3 separate regions of the Homo sapiens genome follow, and all the other regions are linked to region 1. The links are chromatin contacts, found by Hi-C or POLR2A ChIA-PET in ENCODE. All regions are on one chromosome and are shown on one strand. The core of a region is the stretch at or near the end of the contact, and the rest is flanking DNA. Distances in the headings are between cores, read along the strand shown. Region 1 overlaps RAB7A (RAB7A, member RAS oncogene family). Region 2 has its middle 24 kb from the start of COPG1. Region 3 holds the start of COPG1 (coat protein complex I subunit gamma 1).

Region 1 (3,387 bases), core at 507-3,006:
TCACTCTGTCGCCCAGGCTGGAGTGCAGTGGCGTGATCTTGGCTCACTGCAACCTCCGCCTCCTGGGTTCAAGCAATTCTGCCTCAGCCTCCCGAGTAGCTGGGACTACAGGTGTGTGCCACCACGCCCAGCTAATTTTTTGTATTCTTAGTAGAGATGGGGTTTCACCATGTTAGCCAGGATGGTCTTGATCTCTTGACCTCATGATCTGGCCGCCTCAGCCTCCCACGGCGCTGGGATTACAGGCGTGAGCTACCACACCCAGCCTATTTTTTATTTTTTTTGAGACAGGAGTCTCACTGTCGCCCAGGCTGGAGTGCAGTGGCCTGATCTCAGCTCACTGCAACCTCTGCCTCCCCGATTCAGGCAATTCTCCTGCCTCGGCCTCCCAAGTAGCTGGGATTACAGGCGCCTGCCACCACGCTTGGCTAATTTTTTGTATTTATTTTTAGTAGAAACGGGGTTTCACCATGTTGGCCAGGCTGGTCTCGAACTGCCGACCTCAGGTGATCCACCTACCTTGGCCTCCCAAAGTCCTGGGATTACAGGCATGAGCCACTGCGCTCAGCCAGTAGGGTAAATAAGTGGGACCAGGACAGGGCTTTACATTCTAGCTTGGGGGAACCAGAGGATTCAAGACCTGAAGGTGGAAAAAATACAAAGTGAAAACTTAAAAAATGAAAATAGTGAATACTTTTCACCTTTGGCATTTGAAAATACAGAAAGTACAAATCATAAAATGTTGAAGATTGATTAATAGATTACATTAAACATGTAAATAACAAGATTCCCAGACTAACAAGAACAAACCACACAAGCAGGTGACAAAGATGATAATGCCTAATAGTATCCAAGCAGTAGGTAACCTGGTGGATGCTAGAATATAGGGAGTGGAACAGCCTCTGGTTGATGGTAGGAGTGTAGTAATGAGTACAACCTTTTCAGTAGAAACTGCCACTCTGCTCCCCAGTGTTGAACATAGACATATGCAGCAATCCAGAGTTCTGAGTCTGAGTGTATGGCCTAGAGAAACTTATCTCTGGACATTATGAGAGAGTTGTAATGAGAGTTATCATTGCAGCCTTGCATGGGGAGTGAAAAACTGCAAATAACTCAAATGATCTGGGGAACTAAGTGAGTCTATTAAAGCAGTGGAATATTATATAACTGTTAACTTTTGGGAATGAAAAAAGACAAGTTGCAAAAAGCTGTACAGGATGATAATGTTTATGTAAGGCATCTCTTCAGGAGCATTTACTTGTGGTGAAGAAGGAAGAAAATGCAATGAGGGAAGGGTTAACTCTTGGAAAAAACGGATAAAAATAACAGTGTTAATTTTTGTCACATCAGAATATTGGGTAGACAGTTATAAGGGTATAATTTTAAATGGAGAAAACAAAACATTTTGAAACAAGCAGGCTGGCTGGTTTCCTGTTTTGATGTGGTCTAGAGAAAAAGAATAAAAGCCCCTTACTCAAGCTGTAGCTTACCTAACTTCCAAACAATCAGCAACAAAAAACCCCGAGAAACTGTTATCACAAGTTCCTGCTTCATGGGGCTAGGGACCTCCCTGGGCCCCCCCCCGCCCCCAGCATGTGCAGTTAGACTTCAACTTCAACTTATAGTTACCTTTTCCTCATTTTAATGCCAAAAGTCACACCCAGGATGGAGATTTAACCTGCTAGTGCTACACGCAATTTCTGAAGAAGCATGTTTAGCCACTGTGCATGCACTAGAAAAACCCCTCCTATATACATATCCTGACATCACCCCTCCCCACAGGAAAGCCCTTTAAAGTTAACTCCCACACTGCTTTCAGAGAACAGCTGCCCCTTTCCTTTTGCAGTGCTAGCTCACTATGCATAAGCTAATACACTTTCACTTTCTCTTTGCTATTGTGTCTGGTGATCTCTCTTGATTTCTATCATGGAAGATTCCAAGAACCCAGGTCGCTGTTAACAATTTCAATTAAAATATTAAAAAATTTAAAAATCACAGTCAGCCATAGGACTGTACTTGTTGATGTTTTGATAAATATGGCCTTTACTTTTGTAAATTCAAAGTTAAATTAATTTTGGTAACTTTCTAGGAACCCGTCAACTTGTTGACTTCTTTTTGATGTATTACTTTGCCTTCTCTGTGTATCTGAGTTCCAGATGATGAATTGGTTCCACCTAACAGTAACAGAGTTCTTATGTAATTTTGCTTGTAGGAGTCTATCTGAAAAAAGCCATTTGACATACAGAGAAAGCTCTCTATGCTAATGTTCATTGCTGAGTTGTTTATAATGATAGGAAATTGTCAGCAATATTTTCTTAAAAATAGGAATCGATGGTTCACTAAATCTGTTGGGCAGCAGTAAAGTCCAGTGAACCTGCTCTCCCATGTCACCCCATCTGCTGTTGCCAGAGTGCCCTAGTGCGTGACGGGGTAGAGGGGAGGAACTTGGGAGAATGTGGAGAGTATCACATGTGCAGTCTAGGAGTGCAGTCTAGGATTTCAGCTACAGAAAACCTCCGCGCATATGACTAGAACAAGACATGAACTCCTTCCTGTGTGGGAGGATGCCAAGTGTTCTTTTGTTTGTTTGTTTGTTTGTTTGTTTGAGAATGGGGTCACTTCTCCACTGACAGAGATGCATACATATTCCATGTAGAACATTGGAGAACCAGGAGAGCACAGGGATGAGTACCACCAGCAGTCCCGATCCTGTTTAGTCTACATGTGTGGACTTTGTTTATTGTATCTGGGCAAGGGAGCATTTAGTGCCCTAGCCTGCCGAGAGGCAGTGGAGTCATTAGAAATAAATTTGTCTTTTTTGCCCTTCATCCTTATATCTGAGTTGTTATCATGTTCGTCCGGCTCTGTTTGAGTGCCTGTTACGGATCTAGGGCAGTAAGTATACCCAGCCTTGCTCTTAAATCTAGCATGGCAGTGAATGAGGTGACCAGCTTAGAGCTGGGCGGTAGTACCTGGTTTAATCTTTACTCTGGTGTGTGTTCTCATTGTCTTTCTCTTGATCTCTTTTTGTCAAGAGTTTTTCATTTGTTTTGTTTTTTGAGGTATAATACAAATGAAATATAACATGCTAATCTTTTTTGTTGTTTAGGCAAACTTTTCTCTTTTTTTTGAGACAGAGTTTCGCTCTTATCACCCAGGCTGGAGGGCAATGGCACGATCTTGGCTCACCGCAACCTGCGCCTCCCAGGTTCAAGCAATTCTCCTGCCTCAGCCTCCCAAGTAGCTAGGATTACAGGCATGCACCACCATGCCTGGCTAATTTTGTATTTATAGTAGAGACAGGGTTTCTCCATGTTGGTCAGGCTGGTCTCAAACTCCTGACCTCCGGTGATCCACTGTGCCTGGCTAGGCAAACTTTTCATACAG
Region 2 (3,409 bases), core at 337-2,836, 420 kb after region 1:
TTCTTTCACATAATGTTGGATTTTGTGTGTAACAAATAAACATAAATTACTTTTGTAATTCTTTCAATTCTTAAAGAAAATTTAAGGAAAAAAATGACAAAGACTATAAGGAAATACTAATTTTTTTATAATATAAAATGACAACAAAAATATTAAATTGAATTCCTGCTTTATTCACAACTGTAAAAATAAAATATCCATGTGAATAGGACTGGTAAAGAGAACTTAAAAGTTTTTTAGGGTTTTTTAGAGTGCTAGGAAGTACGTAATCTTTTTTATTTTAGTTTTTTTCTGTACCACTTACAAGCTAGGATATAGTCTTTTTAAAATAAATACTTGTGAATACTTGTGGGGAATAATCATAATAGTTCTATTATGTAAAAGATGCAAACTATGGATGCAGTGGACAAAGTGTAGATATAAAATGCAAAAATTAGGCCAGGCATGGTGGCTCACACCTGTAATCCCAGCATTTTGGGAGGCCAAAGTGGGCAGATCACAAGGTCTCTAAGAGACAGAGACCATCCTGGCCAACATGGTGAAATGCCGTCTCTACTAAAAATACAAAAATTAGCTGGGCGTGGTGGCACGCGCCTGTAGTCCCAGCTACTCAGGAGGCTGAGGCAGGAGAATCCAGGAAGCAGAGGTTGCAGTGAGCCAAGATCGTGCCATTGCCCTCCAGCCTGGTGACACAGCGAGACTCCGTCTCAAAAAAAAAAAAAAAAAAGAATAAAAGAAAATGCAAAAATTGGCTGAGCATGGTGGCTCACGCCTATAATCCCAGCACTTTGGAGACCGAGGGGGATGGATTGCTTGAGCTCATGAGTTGGAGACCAGCTTGGGCAACATGGCAAAACCCCATCTCTACAAAAAAAAAAAAAAATACAAAAAATTAGCTGGGCATGGTGGCAGGTGCCTGTAGTCCCAGCTACTCAGGAGGTTGAGGTGGGAGGATGACTTGAGGCCAGGAGGTGGAGGTTGCAGTGAGCCGAGATCACACCACTGCACTTCAGCCTGGGCAATAGATCCAAACCTTGTTTCAAAAAAAAAAAAAAAAGCTGTTAAGTAAGGATGACAGGCTTATGAATATTTTTTTTCAATTTCCTCAAACTTTATGTAATATTGCACTGCCTTTAGAATAAAAAGTAACTCCTACCCCATAAAAAGCTAGGTTTCCTTTTTTGGAATTTATTACAGAAGAGAAGACAGAACAGAAATTTGTATCCTGCTACAATTACAGTGTTATCAAACTATAGTCCTATATGGATGAGGACTGAAGGAGGAATGCTGAGACTGTTGAGGGTTTTAAAATTTTTATTTCCTTTCCTGTTATGTTCCAAAAAGATACACATCAAGAATGGGAGGAACGAACTTTTAATTTATTTTCTCAGTTTCCGGATGCTCTATCTTCTTTTTCAAATTATAAAAATTCTCTTTTTTAAATACAAGCTGACTGGGTTGTCCCTGAAACACATTAGCTCAAGCTTCTGACCTTTGGAAAGCAAATCAGAGACTATGTTGCGAAAGAATTGTAATCAGCCTCGGTGACTGTGAGAGTTATTTAGGACACAGCCTCTTGCTCAGTTACAGCTCCAGCCTAGGGCCAGCAGGGCACTGGGACATGCTGGCAGCCACTGCATACTGGGCACCGGAAGGAGGATCTGCAGCAAGCTGGGACGTGGAAGGAAGCCACAGGACTTCCTCTGCAAGCTCTGCCAAGCCAAACGAGTATTATCTGCCCTCGAGTTTGTTTTTGCCATGGCTAAACACGGACTGCAAGTTGAACGTAATCCAAGCAGATCATTTCCCTGCAATTTTAAAAAGCAACGTAAATCCTAGACTTGACATGGTTCAAATCAGCTGGAGCAGGGCATCTCAGGGAGTAAGAGAGACTTGGGCTACTTCTAATTTTGTTTATTGATATGAAGAAATAGTAAATACAACTTAAAAATTTTGGTATGCTGTATTTTATTTATGAATTGCTTTTAGAGACAGGGTCTCAGTCTGTCTCCTGGGCTGGAGTGCAGTGGCACAATCATAGCTCACTGCAGCCTTGAACTTCTGGGCTCAAGCAATCCTCCTTCAGCCTCCCAAAGTGCTGGGATTATAGGTGTGAGCCACCGTGCCTGGCCAGGTAAGCTTATTTTAAAATAGTAATATACATTTTTTAAACCTTTAGTCACCTTTTCAAGTAAAGCACCTCTACATTTAAAACAATGGAGTTAGCCAGTCATGGTGGCTCATGCCTATAATCCCAATTTTAGGTAGGCTGAGGCGGGAGGATCAGTTGAAGCCAGAAGTTCAAGACCAGCCTTGGCAACAAAGTGATACCCCATTTCTACAAAAATTGTTTTTTTAAAAAAGTTAGCTAGGCATGGTGTATGCCTGTAGTCCCAGCTACTGGGGAGGCTGAGGTAGGGGGATCACTTGAGCCTATGAGCAGAGATCATACTACTGCACTCCAGTCTAGGTGACAGAATGAGAACCTGTCTTTTTTTTTTTTTTGAGATGGGGTCTCGCTCTGTCGCCAGGCTGGAGTGCAGTGGCGCAGTCTTGGCTCACTGCAACCTCTGCCTCCTGGGTTCAAGCGATTCTCCTGCCTCAGCCTCCCAAGTAGCTGGGATTACAGGCACGTGCCACCATGCCCAGCTAATTTTTGTATTTTTAGTAGAGATGGGGTTTCACCATGTTGGCCAGGCTGGTCTTGAACTCCTGACCTCATGATCTGCCCGCCTCAGCCTCCCAAAGTGCTGGGATTACAGGCATGAGCCACCGTGCCCGGCCTGAGACCCTGTCTTAAAAACAACAACAACAAAAATCCCACAAAATACAATGGAGTCCATTGTTAATTTGAAAAAGTATAGTAAACACACAGAAACATTTTATATATATCCTATCACGCATAGTGTATTTCAGATGTTATGGTTGGATAAAGAAAGACAAATTCAAGGTAATATGATAAGCATCTTCTTTTAGTCCTGCCAGCGTGTCTCTGACTCATGCACACCCTTGTATGGAGAGGAAGCTCTTGGAGAGTGCGCAGGCTGGCCACCCGCCCATGACATGCCCTGCTGTGGGAAAGCCAGAGCAGGGAGTGGATAGAGCCTGTGACTTGGAATCAAAAGACTCAGGGCGGAATTGCAGCTCTGCCATTTCTTGTGTCAACTCTAAGCCTGTATCATCCACTGTAAGATGGAGATAGTAATAAAACCTTCTTCGCAGAGTTGTGGGGAAGATTCACCAAGATTAACACATAGGAAAGCCCACAGCACACTTTAGCATGTAGGTTGCCCAAATGTTTGCTCCCTTTGACTGTCTCTTCCTGGCTGGATGTGAGGATTATGTTGGATGGTGTACGTGAAAACAAATGTTAGTTATAATTAGAAATGGGTAACAGGGTCCTGAATCT
Region 3 (3,391 bases), core at 19-2,518, 450 kb after region 1:
CTCCACAGCCCACTCCTTCTCCTGCCCACAGGCCTGCGGGCTTCCCCTCCCCAGGCAAGCTGGGGCCGTGTCGCAGCGCTTGGCCATCACGACTTTGCCATTGCCAATGCAATCTGGCTCACTGGCATGCACTGTGCTTACCTTAGCCTCAGGGTGTCCTGCATAGGTCCCCAGGAAGATAAACCCTGGGTGATGTGTCATTTTCCCCTTTCCGTTCCTTCCCACGCCCTTCCCCCCACCTCCCCGCGTAGGCAGCGCATCTAGTTGGCACTCCATAAATATCCAAAGTATTTACAAAATAACGTAGAAGTTCTATGCTGTTTAGTTAGATCTCTTAAGGTTGATAATGTACAAGGCAATTTGCATCAGGAGCAGACGAGATAGGGCCCGGCAGATATAAATTAAAAATGCAATTGCACGCATTCATTCAACGAGAACTCACTGAGCAACTACTATGTGCCAACATTATCCACTGCAGTGAATAAAAGACAAACAAACAAGCAAATAACAAAAAAAAAAACAAAAGAGCAAGAAAGTGGCCGGGTGCAGTGGCTCACCGCTGTAATCCCAGCACTTTGGAAGGTCGAGAAAGGAGGATCGCTTGAGGCCACGAGTTCAAGACCAGACTGGGCAACATCATAGTGAGACCTCGTCTCTACAAAAATTAAAAAATTAGTCGGGGGTGGTGCGCCCAGCTCTACTCGGGAGGCTGAGGTGGGAGGATCGCTTGAGCCCAGGAACTGTAGGCTGCAGTGAGCCAGGATCGCACAACTGCACCACAGCCTGGGCAGCAGAACGAGAAATAAATAAACAAATAAAAGCCAGAAAGTAAAAATAAAGTGTTAGATGGCGATTCGAGCTGAGGAGGAAATCAGGCAGGGGAAAGAATCTGAAAGCGAGGAGTGAGTGGCTGGCAAGGCTCCTTCGGAAGGTGGCAATAACAGTCATAGACCGGTCACATCAATTGGGTGTTTACTGCGGGCCAGTGTGTGCCACCAACCTCACACCCGAAAGCCACAAAGACTCACGCCACAACGCAACGAGGCAGGGGCTCCTCCTCCTCCCTTGGTATACGGAAAGAAGCGTAGGGAGCAGAGTTGGGATGCTAGTCAGTACCCCCCTGCACCTAGCCCTTGCCCCTCCGTCTGGCTTTCCCCACTCCCGCTCCGGCGGAGCTAAGGTTAACATTAGACGAGGCTGTGGCTACCGGAAAGAGCGCAGGCGCAGAGCGCGGAATGCGCCTGCGCAGAGCGCTGGGCGACGTGGCCAGTCGGGGCCCGGAAGTGGTCCCTGTAGAACCACTGTGGCACCGCTACTCCGTGCCGCGCCCGTCGAGCATTGCGTTGCTGCATTGCGCCCCACCGACTCCACTATGTTGAAGAAATTCGACAAGAAGGATGAGGAGTCAGGTGAGGGGGCCAGGCCTGGGTCTGAGGGAGGCCGGACCCCCACCCGCCGAGCTTTCCTTCTGGTTCTCTGTCCTGACCCGGAGGCTGAGGCCCAGTGAGGGGCAGGGGCTTGTGCCAGGGTCCACAGCTAGTCAGTGGCAGGCCTCGGAGAGCCCGAGCATGCGCGGCTGTCTCACTCTTGTAAGCTCGGACTGCAATTTTCTGGGTGACCTTGGGCGCGACAAACACCCCCCCCCCCAGGCCTCAATTTACCCATCTGTCAAAGGAGGGGACCATGCCGAATGTTCTCTTGTTACTTTCTTCGTCCAACCTCTTGGGATTCGCTGGGGCTACGTTGGTGCTGGCCAAACTGGGGTGTAACCTGCGGAGCCAGCGTCCTGTGACTGGGAACTCTGACCCCATCATTCATTTATTCAGCAAAGTATATTGAGCAGTTACTGTATGCCAGGTACTGTACGGTGTCCTGGATACTGCAACAGAGCAAGTGGGACACTCAGTGCCTGAGCTAGGAATATTAGAATGGTTGCACCCACGATGGAGGAGGCAGACATCAACCAGATAATCACACGTGTAATTATTTGCAAATGTGTCATCTGCTATGAAGGAACTAGTTACAACGAGATGGTGGTCCCTGGCACATAGGGACTTAGTTAATTACAAGTTATATAAATGAACACAAGACATGGCACCATGAGAAGCACAGGACTGTACCAGGGCTGCTGGGAGATTGTGAGTGGTTTGGGGTAGAGTGGAGCCCACCTGCTTGCAGGAGACTAGTAGGATCCCTAGACAGATTGTAGAGGCTTGATTGCCATTCCTGAGGAGTTTGAACTTTACTAGATTTCCTAGGAAGGGACATCTTCCCTTTACCTATGTCTGGGAGAGTTTTGAAGTTCAGAGTCACAACCTACCTTCTCCATTGTCCTTGACCGTAGGTGGAGGCTCCAACCCATTCCAGCACCTTGAGAAGAGTGCGGTACTCCAGGAGGCAAGTGACATTTGCTCCCCTCTAGCTTCCATCATAAATATTCACCACCAATGCAACTGAAATACCAACACATTCAAAGTGTTGTTTTAAAGAGCAACACGGGAGAAAACTTGTGCCTGGAAGTTTTCTGGAAGACAGGAAAACTTTGTTTCTGGAGAGAGTTAGTTATGCTTACTTCTTTTTTTTTTTTTTTTTTTTTTTTTTTCTGAGACAGAGTCTTGCTCTGTCGCTCAGGCTGGAGTGCAGTGGCGTGATCTCGGCTCACTGCAAGCTCCGCCTTCCAGGTTCACGCCATTCTCCTGCCTCAGCCTCCCAAGTAGCTGGGACTACAGACGCCCGCCACCACACCCGGCTAATTTTTTGTATTTTTAGTAGAGACGGGGTTTCACCGCGTTAGCCAGGACGGTCTTGATCTCCTGACCTCGTGATCCACCCGCCTCGGCCTCCCAAAGTGCTGGGATTACAGGCTTGAGCCACCGCGCCTGGCCTCTCTATTTAAACATTTAAAAAATTTCTCTATTTAAAGTTAATTCCAAAGCTAAGGAAACTGGTTTAAAACTATCACCTAAGCTAGACTGTGGCCATTATGCAGGTAGAGATTTTGCATGACTTGTTTATTTTTATTATATATATTTTTTATATATATATATATATGTATTTTTTTTTAGAAGGCGTCTCACTCTGTTGCTCAGGCTGGAGTGCAGTGGCACGATCTCGGCTCAACTGCAACCTCTGCCTCCTGGGTTCAAGCAATTTTTCTGTCTCAGCCTCCCAAGTAGCCGGGACTACAGGCGCACGCCACTATGCCTGGCTGATTTTTATATTTTTAGTAGAGATGAGGTTTCACGATGTTGGCCAGGCAGGAGAATGGTGTGAATCCTGACCTCTTGATCCTCCCGCCTCGGCCTCCCAAAGTGCTGGGATTATAAGCGTGAGCCACCGCGCCCGGCCACTTCTCTTTTTTTTTTTGAGATGGAGACTTGCTGGTGTCAGC

What was found. Hi-C counts contacts between places; a loop is a spot of excess contacts on that map. ChIA-PET counts read pairs that join two places held with the same protein, here RNA polymerase II (POLR2A). Pooled maps may share reads with other maps.
Region 2: a map of gastrocnemius medialis shows a loop between it and region 1 (6-fold over the local background). The contact joins two enhancer-like sites. A Hi-C loop is called at or near these places in 1 of 168 maps with a recorded cell type or tissue (gastrocnemius medialis) and 6 of 50 pooled maps. POLR2A ChIA-PET finds 5 or more read pairs at or near these places in 1 of 52 experiments (Panc1).
Region 3: a loop to region 1 is called in a map of naive thymus-derived CD4-positive, alpha-beta T cell, with 3 times the contacts of the local background. The contact joins the promoter of COPG1 here to the enhancer-like site in region 1. A Hi-C loop is called at or near these places in 1 of 168 maps with a recorded cell type or tissue (naive thymus-derived CD4-positive, alpha-beta T cell) and 8 of 50 pooled maps. POLR2A ChIA-PET finds 5 or more read pairs at or near these places in 1 of 52 experiments (Panc1).

What each region holds. Positions count from the first base shown.
Region 1 is chr3:128,802,540-128,805,926 of GRCh38, forward strand. The region is part of intron 3 of RAB7A (RAB7A, member RAS oncogene family); the gene reads left to right. Among named protein-coding and RNA genes, the nearest start is that of MIR12124, 43 kb to the right of the region's middle. RefSeq lists an enhancer at 1,865-1,984. Within about 2 kb of position 1,757, at least 14 of the 41 ENCODE cell types and tissues checked have a DNase peak (open chromatin) inside an H3K27ac peak, as active enhancers do; they include gastrocnemius medialis, where a contact is called at or near this core.
Region 2 is chr3:129,223,550-129,226,958 of GRCh38, forward strand. No RefSeq gene overlaps it. Among named protein-coding and RNA genes, the nearest start is that of COPG1, 24 kb to the right of the region's middle. Within about 2 kb of position 1,587, at least 37 of the 41 ENCODE cell types and tissues checked have a DNase peak (open chromatin) inside an H3K27ac peak, as active enhancers do; they include gastrocnemius medialis, where a contact is called at or near this core.
Region 3 is chr3:129,248,338-129,251,728 of GRCh38, forward strand. It overlaps COPG1 (coat protein complex I subunit gamma 1), which reads left to right and starts at 1,269. Exons shown (of 24, transcript NM_016128.4): 1 at 1,269-1,409; 2 at 2,345-2,397. The coding sequence starts at 1,373.